2 separate regions of the Homo sapiens genome follow, and region 1 is linked to region 2. A link is an interaction called in ENCODE POLR2A ChIA-PET data of the cell type or tissue named here. Cell type or tissue: A673. All regions are shown on one strand. Links, peaks and the distances in the headings refer to the core of each region. The heading gives the core; the rest is flanking DNA. Region 1 overlaps TBC1D15 (TBC1 domain family member 15). Region 2 overlaps TBC1D15 (TBC1 domain family member 15).

What was found. ChIA-PET counts read pairs that join two places held together with the same protein. Peaks named below come from ENCODE experiments on the same cell type or tissue, not always from the same donor. Only the 100,000 strongest peaks of a DNase experiment are listed, where the experiment ranks them.
Region 1: POLR2A ChIA-PET joins it to region 2 with 6 read pairs; 4 of 35 experiments call an interaction of 5 or more read pairs at or near these places.

What each region holds. Positions count from the first base shown.
Region 1 is chr12:71,906,343-71,911,728 of GRCh38, forward strand. TBC1D15 (TBC1 domain family member 15) reads left to right here. Exons shown (of 17, transcript NM_001146213.3): 11 at 680-796. Among named protein-coding and RNA genes, the nearest start is that of TPH2, 30 kb to the right of the region's middle. In A673, for the core only: no CTCF peak of the experiment used is centred there; no DNase peak of the experiment used is centred there; H3K27ac peaks cover 1,698 bases.
Region 2 is chr12:71,844,452-71,849,837 of GRCh38, forward strand. All of the region lies in intron 1 of TBC1D15 (TBC1 domain family member 15), which reads left to right. It also overlaps the pseudogene MRS2P2. Among named protein-coding and RNA genes, the nearest start is that of TBC1D15, 7.4 kb to the left of the region's middle. In A673, for the core only: a CTCF peak has its summit at 2,100 (motif pointing left); a DNase peak (open chromatin) is centred at 2,080; H3K27ac peaks cover 1,443 bases.

The DNA of each region.
Region 1 (5,386 bases), core at 188-5,187, 62 kb after region 2:
GGTAAAGTCTCTCACATCGTGATGCACTTAGTAGGCATCAGTGTTTGTGAATTGAATTGTCGGTGCAACTTTGGACACATTGATGATGATGTTTCCAAATCTGTTTCTCATGAAGTCATTTCCAACTTATAATGACATCTAAAGTAAATGTTGTAGATATGAAAATAAGGAAATAATTTGTCCTAAAGATGATTGAGACATGACAAAGAATTTGATTATACTTCTTATAATAAATGCAGTAATTGTGAATGAAACAAATCTCTTTGATTATGCTTGATTAGGTGGTAGCTTTTTTTTTTTTTTATTAGTTTTCAAGTACTGGTATCTATGACATGCATTAATGACTGGCATTTTTGTTGCTAATGCAAATTATTACTTAGTGTTGCTTTTAATTCATTGAAAATGTTTTCCACTATGCAGTTAAAAGGTTTCTATGTTTAGATAATAATTGAAAAATATTTTAAAATCTGCCCATGAGGAGGACTGATTCTTGAAAAAATTCTGAAATGTTACTTTATTGCATATTTGAAATAGAATTTGATGAATTTTTTCTTCATTAAGTAAAGCTTGGTGAGTGAAATTAATAGCAAGAAAAATGACTCTGTACTTGTAAGATGTGAGCTTTATCACAATCTGTTTTTTGGAAGCTTTTCAAATATGTGATGATTTTCCTCTTCAGAAAAAGATGTTAACAGAACAGATCGAACAAACAAGTTTTATGAAGGCCAAGATAATCCAGGGTTGATTTTACTTCATGACATTTTGATGACCTACTGTATGTATGATTTTGATTTAGGTAAGTTCTCTAAAGTTCTAATTTTAAAAGATGTAAATATATTTACTTTAGAGTTTACATTTTTAATCCAGTTAGACATGGGTAATAGCTTTGTAGGCCTAGTTTTAAGAGAATTTGTTCTCCAGGGGACTGGAAACTTACAAGGCTATGGTTCTCAACCAAGGAGCCCTGGGTTGCTGCAGCAAACTAACAGGAGCACCATGGGATATTTAAAATTTTTAAGGGAATTATAAAGACATCTATAGGACACCACTCTAACTACTAGCTGAAATAGCTAAAGGTTTTAACATTAGATCATTACATTCTTTTTGATGAAGTTATATCTTTGCAAAGCTGGGTTTTTGGCCTTGCTGTGATAAGTACTGTGTAAAAATAAATGATGAAAATAAATGAGGATGGTGATAGCCAGTTGAATTTTAAGGTTTGAGAAGTATTGTAGTGCTCAGTAGGTGATAAGCACATAGGATATGAATACTTATTCAGTTGTTTTGACCTAACTGCTTAATAAATGGAGTTGTTATTTCTTTGAGACTTAGGAGTGCCTTGGGAAAAATTGCTGGGATACTAAGGATGATAACCATGAACTGAGAAAGTTTGCAAACCGTTGTTTGATATGCTTTTCCCGTTGTGAAGAAAAATACTGATTTGATATTTTAGACAAGCAGTGCAAAAATTTTGTAGGGCATGTAGAACTTACTCTTTTTTTGGTAAATCTCTTTACCAGAAATTTGTTGTAAGAACTGATGCCGGGGCTGGGTGCGGAGGCTCACGCCTGTAATCCCAGCACTTCAGGAAGTCAAGGCAGGTGGATCACCTGAGGACAGGAGTTCAAGACCAGCCTGGCCAACATGGTGAAACCCCATCTCTACTAAAAATACGAAAGTTAGATAGGCTGGGTGGCACACGCCTGTAATTCCAGCTACTCAGGAGGCTGAGTTAGGAGAATCGCTTGAACCTGGGAGGTGGAGGTTGCAGTGAAACGAGATCACGCCGCATTACACTCCAGCCTGGGTGACAGAGCGAGACTCTGTCTCAAGGAAAAAAAAGAACTGACGGTGGAAGTAGAAGTGTGAAATTACCTGGGGGAGGGACGCTAAGGGGTAGAAAACTTAAGGAACCATTATTTTAAGGGGCAAGAGAACTTAAGATATTTATTTAAAGAACCAACAGCTTGTCTAACCATCAACCTTTAAATAAGTATAAATACTAGAAATGTTTGACTTATCTGCTATGTGAGTGGCTTCTAGCTAAAGGATAGTGGAAATAATGTTTTCTAGATTAGTAACGCTTGAGACATCCTTTAGAGAAGGTGGTTGGATACTTAGCACATTAAAACTAAATGAACCTTGAATTATGGGCACATTTTCTTCACTGTTCATAAATATGTAAATTTCTCTTGGTTTCCCATATGTAAGTTAGGGGAAGATATAATCTCTGTTTTGATCTTGAGGTATCAGCCTCTTTGGTGACAGTAAGTCAAAAGTTGCAGAGTTTTCTTTAAAATTTAAAATGTAGTCAGTCCTGTCTATGAGAACCTATAATGAGCTTCAGATTGAATTGTTGCAAGAATATTAATAGAGTGCTTTTCAGGTTACAGAGTGCTTTCATACTTGATTTGATTTTTAATTCTCGTAGCAGCCTTTTGAAAAAGTGGGGAAATCTCACTTTATGAGTAAGGTTATTTTGATTCAGAGTGTGACTTATGGTCACACAAGTAAATAATTGGTCTGGGAGTAGAGACCCAGGTTTTTATTGCAGGCTGGAATTCTTACCTCTACACCTTCAGCGCTTCAAACTCTTGCCATTTATTTTAGTTTCTGTTACCACTGTAGGGAATAGGACCATTCTCCTTGGGAACAGAAGGCATTGCTCCATTCTCTCAGATGGTAATTTTGAGATAGAAATTCATATGTATTCTGTAGCAGGAGTTCCTGAATGCTTAATTTTCTTAGGACATTGTCCCAAACCAGCTAACTGGATAACTTACCATCTCCATTTGTTTATACTAATGTCACATTCTTTCTATATAGACATTTCAGTTACCTGAAACATAGTCAAGCTTCCTGTGGATAACTGGCCTTATAGAAGCCAAGATACTTTTTATAAAAGCAATAGACAACATTTCTTACTCTTTACTCATAGCAGAGCAACCTGGACTGTAAATTTACTCTGTCTTGTAGGTGATTTCATTATATGGAGTTTGGCTTCTTAACCCATAGGTGAGGTATAGGTGTATTTGCATTGAATACAGTCTCAGTAGGGAGGAGTGAGACAAAAATTATCAAAAGCAGACAAAAGAATTTAAGGAAGGGTGATTTCGAGTTAGTGAATGCGGATACTACAGAAAGTTTCTGTGGGTGGTATCATTGCAGGGTATGTAATGGTGATACTGAATAATCAATGAAAGGTTAAATTAGGAGAGTGTCTAATGTTTTTTAAGAATGATTTCTGATCCTCAAGATTTTTGTTTTTTAATTTGATACTCTAAAGGATAAGCTTCAGTAACCTGGAAAATTGAACTATATGTTGTTTAAATTTTTCTTTTTGGTGTAAGCAAGTGTACAGTAGGATGATAAGGTGTTCATTTCTCGCCTGCCCCCCACTGCCTACACTGAAACAAATTTGCTATGGAAGTAATTTTAGGGAAGTACTTTAGAAATTGTACTGGTGCTGATTAAGATATGCATCATTCAGTTGTACTGCAGACTCTGAGATCACTAAATGCCAATTTAAATATATTTAATCTTTCTTTAATTAAAAGGAATTTGTACATTAATTCCACCCCCTACAACCCATGACATACCCCAAAGAACATAATGTATAAAATAAAATAGCTTAGGGTTTTTATGGTTTTAGGTCTAATGTTTGTGTCTTTAATCCATCTTGAATTAATTTTTGTATAAGGTGTAAGGAAGGGATCCAGTTTCAGCTTTCTACATATGGCTAGCCAGTTTTCCCAGCACCATTTATTAAATAGGGAATCCTTTCCCCATTGCTTGTTTTTCTCAGGTTTGTCAAAGATCAGATAGTTGTAGATATGCGACGTTATTTCTGAGGGCTCTGTTCTGTTCCATTGATCTATATCTCTGTTTTGGTACCAGTACCATGCTGTTTTGGTTACTGTAGCCTTGTAGTATAGTTTGAAATCAGGTAGTGTGATGCCTCCAGCTTTGTTCTTTTGGCTTAGGATTGACTTGGCAATGCAGGCTCTTTTTTGGTTCCATATGAACTTTAAAGTAGTTTTTTCCAATTCTGTGAAGAAAGTCATTGGTAGCTTGATGGGGATGGCATTGAATCTATAAATTAACTTGGGCAGTATGACCATTTTCACGATATTGATTCTTCCTACCCATGAGCATGGAATGTTCTTCCATTTGTTTATATCCTCTTTTATTTCATTGAGCAGTGGTTTGTAGTTCTCCTTGAAGAGGTCCTTCACATCCCTTGTAAGTTGGATTCCTAAGTATTTTATTCTCTTTGAAGCAATTGTGAATGGGAGTTCACTCATGATTTGGCTCTCTGTTTGTCTGTTATTGGTGTATAAGAATGCTTACCATTCAGGACATAGGCATGGGCAAGGACTTCATGTCTAAAACACCAAAAGCAATGGCAACAAAAGCCAAAACTGACAAATGGGATCTAATTAAACTAAAGAGCTTCTGCACAGCAAAGGAAACTACCATCAGAGTGAACAGGTAACCTACAAAATGGGAGAAGGTTTTCACAACCTACTCATCTGACAAAGGGCTGATATCCAGAATCTACAATGAATTTGAACAAATTTACAAGAAAAAACAAACAACCCCATCAAAAAGTGGGCGAAGGACATGAACAGACACTTCTCAAAAGAAGACATTTATGCAGCCAAAAAACACACGAAAAAATGCTCACCATCACTGGCCATCAGAGAAATGCAAATCAAAACCACAGTGAGATACCATCTCACACCAGTTAGAATGGCAATCACTAAAAAGTCAGGAAACAACAGATGCTGGAGAGGATGTGGAGAAATAGGAACACTTTTACACTGTTGGTGGGACTGTAAACTAGTTCAACCATTGTGGAAGTCAGTGTGGCGATTCCTCAGGCATCTAGAACTAGAAATACCATTTGACCCAGCCATCCCATTACTGGGTATATACCCAAAGGACTATAAATCATGCTGCCATAAAGACACATGCACACGTATGTTTATTGTGGCACTATTCACAATAGCAAAGACTTGGAACCAATCCAAATGTCCAATAATGATAGACTGGATTAAGAAAATGTGGCACATATACACCATGGAATACTATGCAGCCATAAAAAATGATGAGTTCATGTCCTTTGTAGGGACATGGATGAAACTGGAAATCATCATTCTCAGTAAACTATCGCAAGGACAAAAAACCAAACACCGCATGTTCTCACTTATAGGTGGGAATTGAACAATGAGAACACATGGACACAGGAAGGGGAACATCACACTCTGGGGACTGTTGTGGGGTGGGGGGAGGGGGGAGGGATAGCATTAGGAGATATACCTAATGCTAAATGATGAATTAATGGGTGCAGCACACCAGCATGGCACATGTATACATATGTAAC
Region 2 (5,386 bases), core at 85-5,084:
CTGCTTCCCTATACCCTCTACTAATTAAAATTGCCATTATTTAGATCTCAGTTTATATGTCGCTCTAAGTAAGTTTTCCTGATTCTCACTCTGCCTGAGCCTCCTAAATCTAGGTAAGATAGCATTTATTAGGGCTTGCTGTGGCAGCCTGTTGGTACAATTACATGTTGTAATTGTCTGTTTTCTTGTCATCCCATTAGATTGTAACTGCTGTGGAGGCAGTGACTGAATCTTACTTATTTACACCTAGTAGCTTGCTCTGTACCTGGCACATGGTAGGCGTTTACTGTATATTTATTGAAGAAGTAACTGAAAATGGTACCTCATTCAGGATTCTCTGCATTCCTCTATTACACTCTACTATATACATTGATTTACTGGCTTACATAATACTGCTAGTTTAGTCAGACACTTTTCCTTGTGTGTGTTTTTGCCACTGACACCTTTTATTTCCAGCATGTGGTTGGTGCTCATAAATGTGCTGAATGCATGAGTAAAGAAACTTCTAAATCAGATTAAGTGGAATGGAGAGTAGTTCAAAGAATTTGGGCAGGCTATTGCTTATGTTCTTTTCTGAAGGATTTAGTAGAAGTTATTTGCAGAGAGAAAGGATAAAAGGGTGTTCCAGGTAGATGGAACAGAATACACCTGAAAAAAGGTACAAAGCTTTTGGGTAACAGAGTTCACAATGGCCCAAGGCAGAAATGTTTTATGTGTTGGGGAGTATCAGGAAGTATAGCCTCACTGTAGAGGTAAAGGGTGAAGTCAGAAGATTTTTAAGCCCCTGTGTGGTATAACCAGATGGACATTTTGTAAAGGTTAGTTTGGGCAGTGGTTATACATTATGCACCTTAGGCAGATTATTGGAAGGTGACTAGATCAGAAGAAGAGAGATCAGAATGTTATTTTAGTGACTTAGGCTAGAAATGATAAGGGGCCAGTGTCAGAGGAGAAGGTTCGAGGGACTTAGGTTATAGGGTCTGGATGGTGAAAGAAGCATTTAGAATAAGTGGGTGGATGAGATATCTTTGACAGAATTGGGAATATAGAAGAAGAGCAGGTTTAGATAGAACACATGAGATTAAGATGCCTTATTGAAATGGAGATACCAAGTAGGTGCTTAGATATTTGGGTGTGGAGCCCATTAGGATGCTCAGTCTCGCATTTCCTGGGGATGCTTTCTGGAACCATATGCTCAAATTATCATCTGTATGCCAAATAGTTTTGAAAGAAACTGAACTTTTGTACCTTTTTTGGTTGTTATATTAGCCTGTAAGTTCACATAATTGCTAAAGTTAAGAATGCATGTTGTGTATGATAGGTGATGGGTTTCCAAGTTTGGAGAATGATTTAGGGCAATAATTTTACCCTGAACTTACTGCTACATTTAAAATATTTGGGTTGAATTTTTCCTTTATCTTCCATTTTTGGAAATAAATAAAAATTATAATAATCATAATATAAGTAAAAATTCAGTATTAAGTGTAGGGACAGTATAAAAAATTACTACTGTATTGTGAAACTTCCTTATTTTTTCCAGCTCTTTGTGTCAGGAAGGATGTTCTTGAGTTGGATTGTGCAAAAGTTCATTCTGTCTAAAAGTTGAATTTATCTGTTTTTCTGCCTCATTTTTGCTTTTTAATTAAAACTTTTGCTAAATTAGAGGTGAGAAAATTTATTCTAAAATGTTTGCTGTGGTCACCAGAACTCTTTTAATAAGGTATATCTGACATAGCTCCTTTGCTAGAGGAGAAAAACAAAATACAGTTTCTGTTGCTTTCAGCAGGCCATCATTGGAAGTTTTATAAATGTACTTATCTGCTTGGGCATCTTAGCAAATATTTAAGAATAAATAAGAGCCTGGAGGGCATGAGACATTTTTATCCCAAAAGGAAAACTTTCCTCCTTTTTTTTGTAGTATTTTTACACTTAGAATATTCCTTCTTTACCTTTTCAATAATTTTGCCAGGTACAGACAAGCAAGGAACTCTAATACCTTTTAATTTCTCTGTTCTTTATGATGTCTGGCACATAATTGCTTCATAAAAGTTTGTTGAATTGAATTTTATACAGTCAGTTTAGCACCACCAAGTGGCAAGTCTTTGAATGCTCTTGATATATTTTGCTTCCTATGAACACCTGATTCCCAGCTAAGTGAGGGTATGATTGTTAATTTTTTTTTGAGGCAGGACTAATTTCTTTCTTTTTAGTGAGAATGTCCTCATGTATGTATGTATTTATTTTTAATTAGGTTTTTACTGTTTACAACAATGGACTTTCTATGTAAATTATTTTTTATACAGCTTTTTTTTTTTTTTTTTTTGCCCTGAGACATGGCCTTGGTCCGTGGCCCAGGCTAGAGTGTAGTGTGTGATCTCGGCTTACTGCAGCCTCCGCCTCCTGGGCTCTAGTGATCCTCCCACTTCAGCCTCCTGAGTAGCTGGGACTAAAGGCATGCACCATCACACCCAGCTAGTTTTTGTATTTTTTGTAGAGATGGAGTGTTGCCGTGTTGCTCCGTCTGCTTAGAACTCTTGGCCTCAAGTGATCCGCTCACCTTGGCCTCCTAAAGTTCTGGGATTACAGGTGAGGCACTGTACCTGGCCTATACAGCTATTTTTGAGATACAATTGATATGATAGACCACATGTATTTAGAGTATACAACTTTGACATTTGTGTACACCATGAACCCATGAACACAATTAAGATAATGATGTTTTCACCACCTCTGTTAGTTTTCTCGTGACTCACTGTACCATCACTCCATGTGTCCTCAGGCAACCACTGAGCATTTTTTGGTCACTATAAATTAGTTTTAATTTTCTAGAACTTTATATAAATGGAATTATATAGTATATACTCTGTTTTTGTATGGCTTTCTTTATTCAGGATAATTATTTTGAAATTCATGGTGTTGTATGTATCATTAGTTTTTTTTTTATTTCCAAATAATATCCATTGGGCCAGGCACGGTGGCTCACGCCTGTAATCCCAGCACTTTGAGAGGCTGAGGCGGGTGGATCACGAGGTAAGGAGTTCGAGACCAGCCTGACCAACATAGTGAAACCTTGTCTCTACTAAAAATACAAAAATTAGCTGGGTGTGGTGGTATGTGCCTGTAATTCCAGCTACTCGGGAGGCTGAGGCAGGAGAATTGCTTGAACATGGGAGGCAGAGGTTGCAGTGAGCCGAGATTGTGCCACTGCTCTCCAGCCTGGGTGACAGAGCGAGACTGTCTCGAAAAAAAAACCCCACAAATAATATTCATTGTATGGGTATACCACATTTTGTTTATCTAGTCATGTGTTTGATAGACATTTGGGTTATTTCCACTTTGACTGTTACAAATAAAGCTGCTCTTAGGCCAGGTGCCGTGGCTCACACCTGTAATCCCAGCACTTTGGGAGGCCGAGGTGGGTGGATCACCTGAGGCCAGGAGTTCAAGACCAGCCTGACCAACATGGAGAAACCCTGTCTCTACTAAAAATACAAAACTAGCTGGGCATGGTGGTGCATGCCTGTAATCCCAGCTACTCGGGAGGCTGAGACAGGAGAATCGCTTGAATTCAGGAGGCAGAGGTTGCGGTGAGCCAAGATCTTGCCACTGCACGCCAGCCTGGGCAACAAGAGCGAAACTCTGTCTCGAAAAAATAATAAAACAAACAAATAAATAAAATAAATTAAAGCTGCTCTGAGCATTGGTATATGTGTTTTATGAAAATATGCTTTCATTTTTCTTGATTGGATACCTGGGAATGGGGTGGCTGGATCATATATATTAGTTGTGTGTGTAGCATTTTAACACACTGCCAAATTGTTTTCCAAAGTAGGTGTAGTGTTTTATATTTCCACTGGCAGTGTATGAAAGTTCCAGTTGCTTCATATTTTTGCCCATATTTAATGTCAGTCATTTTAATTTTAGCCATTCTAATAGGTGTGTAATAGTGTTTCATTATGGTTTCAGTTTACATTTCTGTAATGACTAATGGTGTTGAGTATTTTTCCATGTGCTTATTTGCTGTCCTTGTATCTTCTTTGATGAAGTGTCTGTTTAAATCTTCTGCTTATTTTTTTTCAAACTGTGTTTTTTTGTCACTGAGTTTTTAGTGTTCTTTTTATGTCCTGGATTTTATATTCTGGATACAAATCCTTTTAATACAAGTTCATTTGGGTCTTTTTAAAAAAATTATTTATTTTTATTCATCTTATATAAAAGGGGGGCCAAATCTAAGAAAATAATGTTATGTCAAAGTTTGTTTTTTAAAGCATAAACTTTCAGAGTTTGTTTTAAGGTTAATACATAGAGTGCTAGCTTTTTAGTCACCTGAGAATCAGGAAATTCACTTGGACGTAATTCCCTGTGGTAACAAAGAACTATGGCTTCCTATGGGTTTGTCAAGCTCCTAGGCTTCATTCAGCCTGAAATTATACTTTTCTTGTTATGTATAAATTAAATAAAATCTATACAACTGTCTGTTCTTCTGTTGCCTCACATCATGTCTATAAAAACAGCATTTAAAGTTTGCAGGAAATAGAATTTTGGCCTGTTACAAAGCAAACACTTTGTTTCTTTAACTCAGAATTCTGGAAATGCAATCAAGTTCTAGTATTGTGACTGCCAAAATATTTTGTCATCAGATATTAATTTTTTTCAAGTGTCTGACTCCATACAAGAAAATAATAAAAGTATCAGAAGTTAACTGTGATTATAAAAAAAAAAAAAAACAAAAAAAAAACAAAAAACTTCAGTGTCCATAGGGTTGTTCCTCATGGTTTGTTAGGATACTCCTGCCTGATCCAAGTGCATCAGGTCTGAGACTGTTCTTTGTTCCACGCTTCTATCTGCCAGAAGAATCTTTTTAGGTAAGGAGGCTATCATAGGAGGCAATGGAGCTTCTAGCTGTTGTCCAAGGAATGAAAGCAGGCGCCTCCAGCTGAGCCACTTCCCATGAACATAATTCCTGTAATCAGTCAAAACACTCCATGGGCCTCTTCAAGGGAAGATTCCAAACTCATTCCAAAAGCAACTTCCATTACTCCAAAGAGCGAAAGAGAGAAGGTTCTTATGGTCAGCTGTAGATTCAACTTCATTATCACGTTACAGTGGCTGTCCAGATTGATGAAAATAATACTTTGTGAATCATCAGTCAGTACCGTAAGCTCCTAAGCTGCATTGGAGACATCGTCAGCTAGTCGGTAGTAGTTTTCCATCAGCAACTCTATCTCCTCTGCATGGTCAGTCCCAGTACTGCTCTTTTCAAAGACTCGGGGGTCACTCCATTTTGATAGAGCTCTTCTAGCAACTCTTTCTCATCCAGGATCTCCAAAATTGACTCTGAAAATTTTAATATCTGTTTCTAACTCTAATAGACTTTTGCCATTCT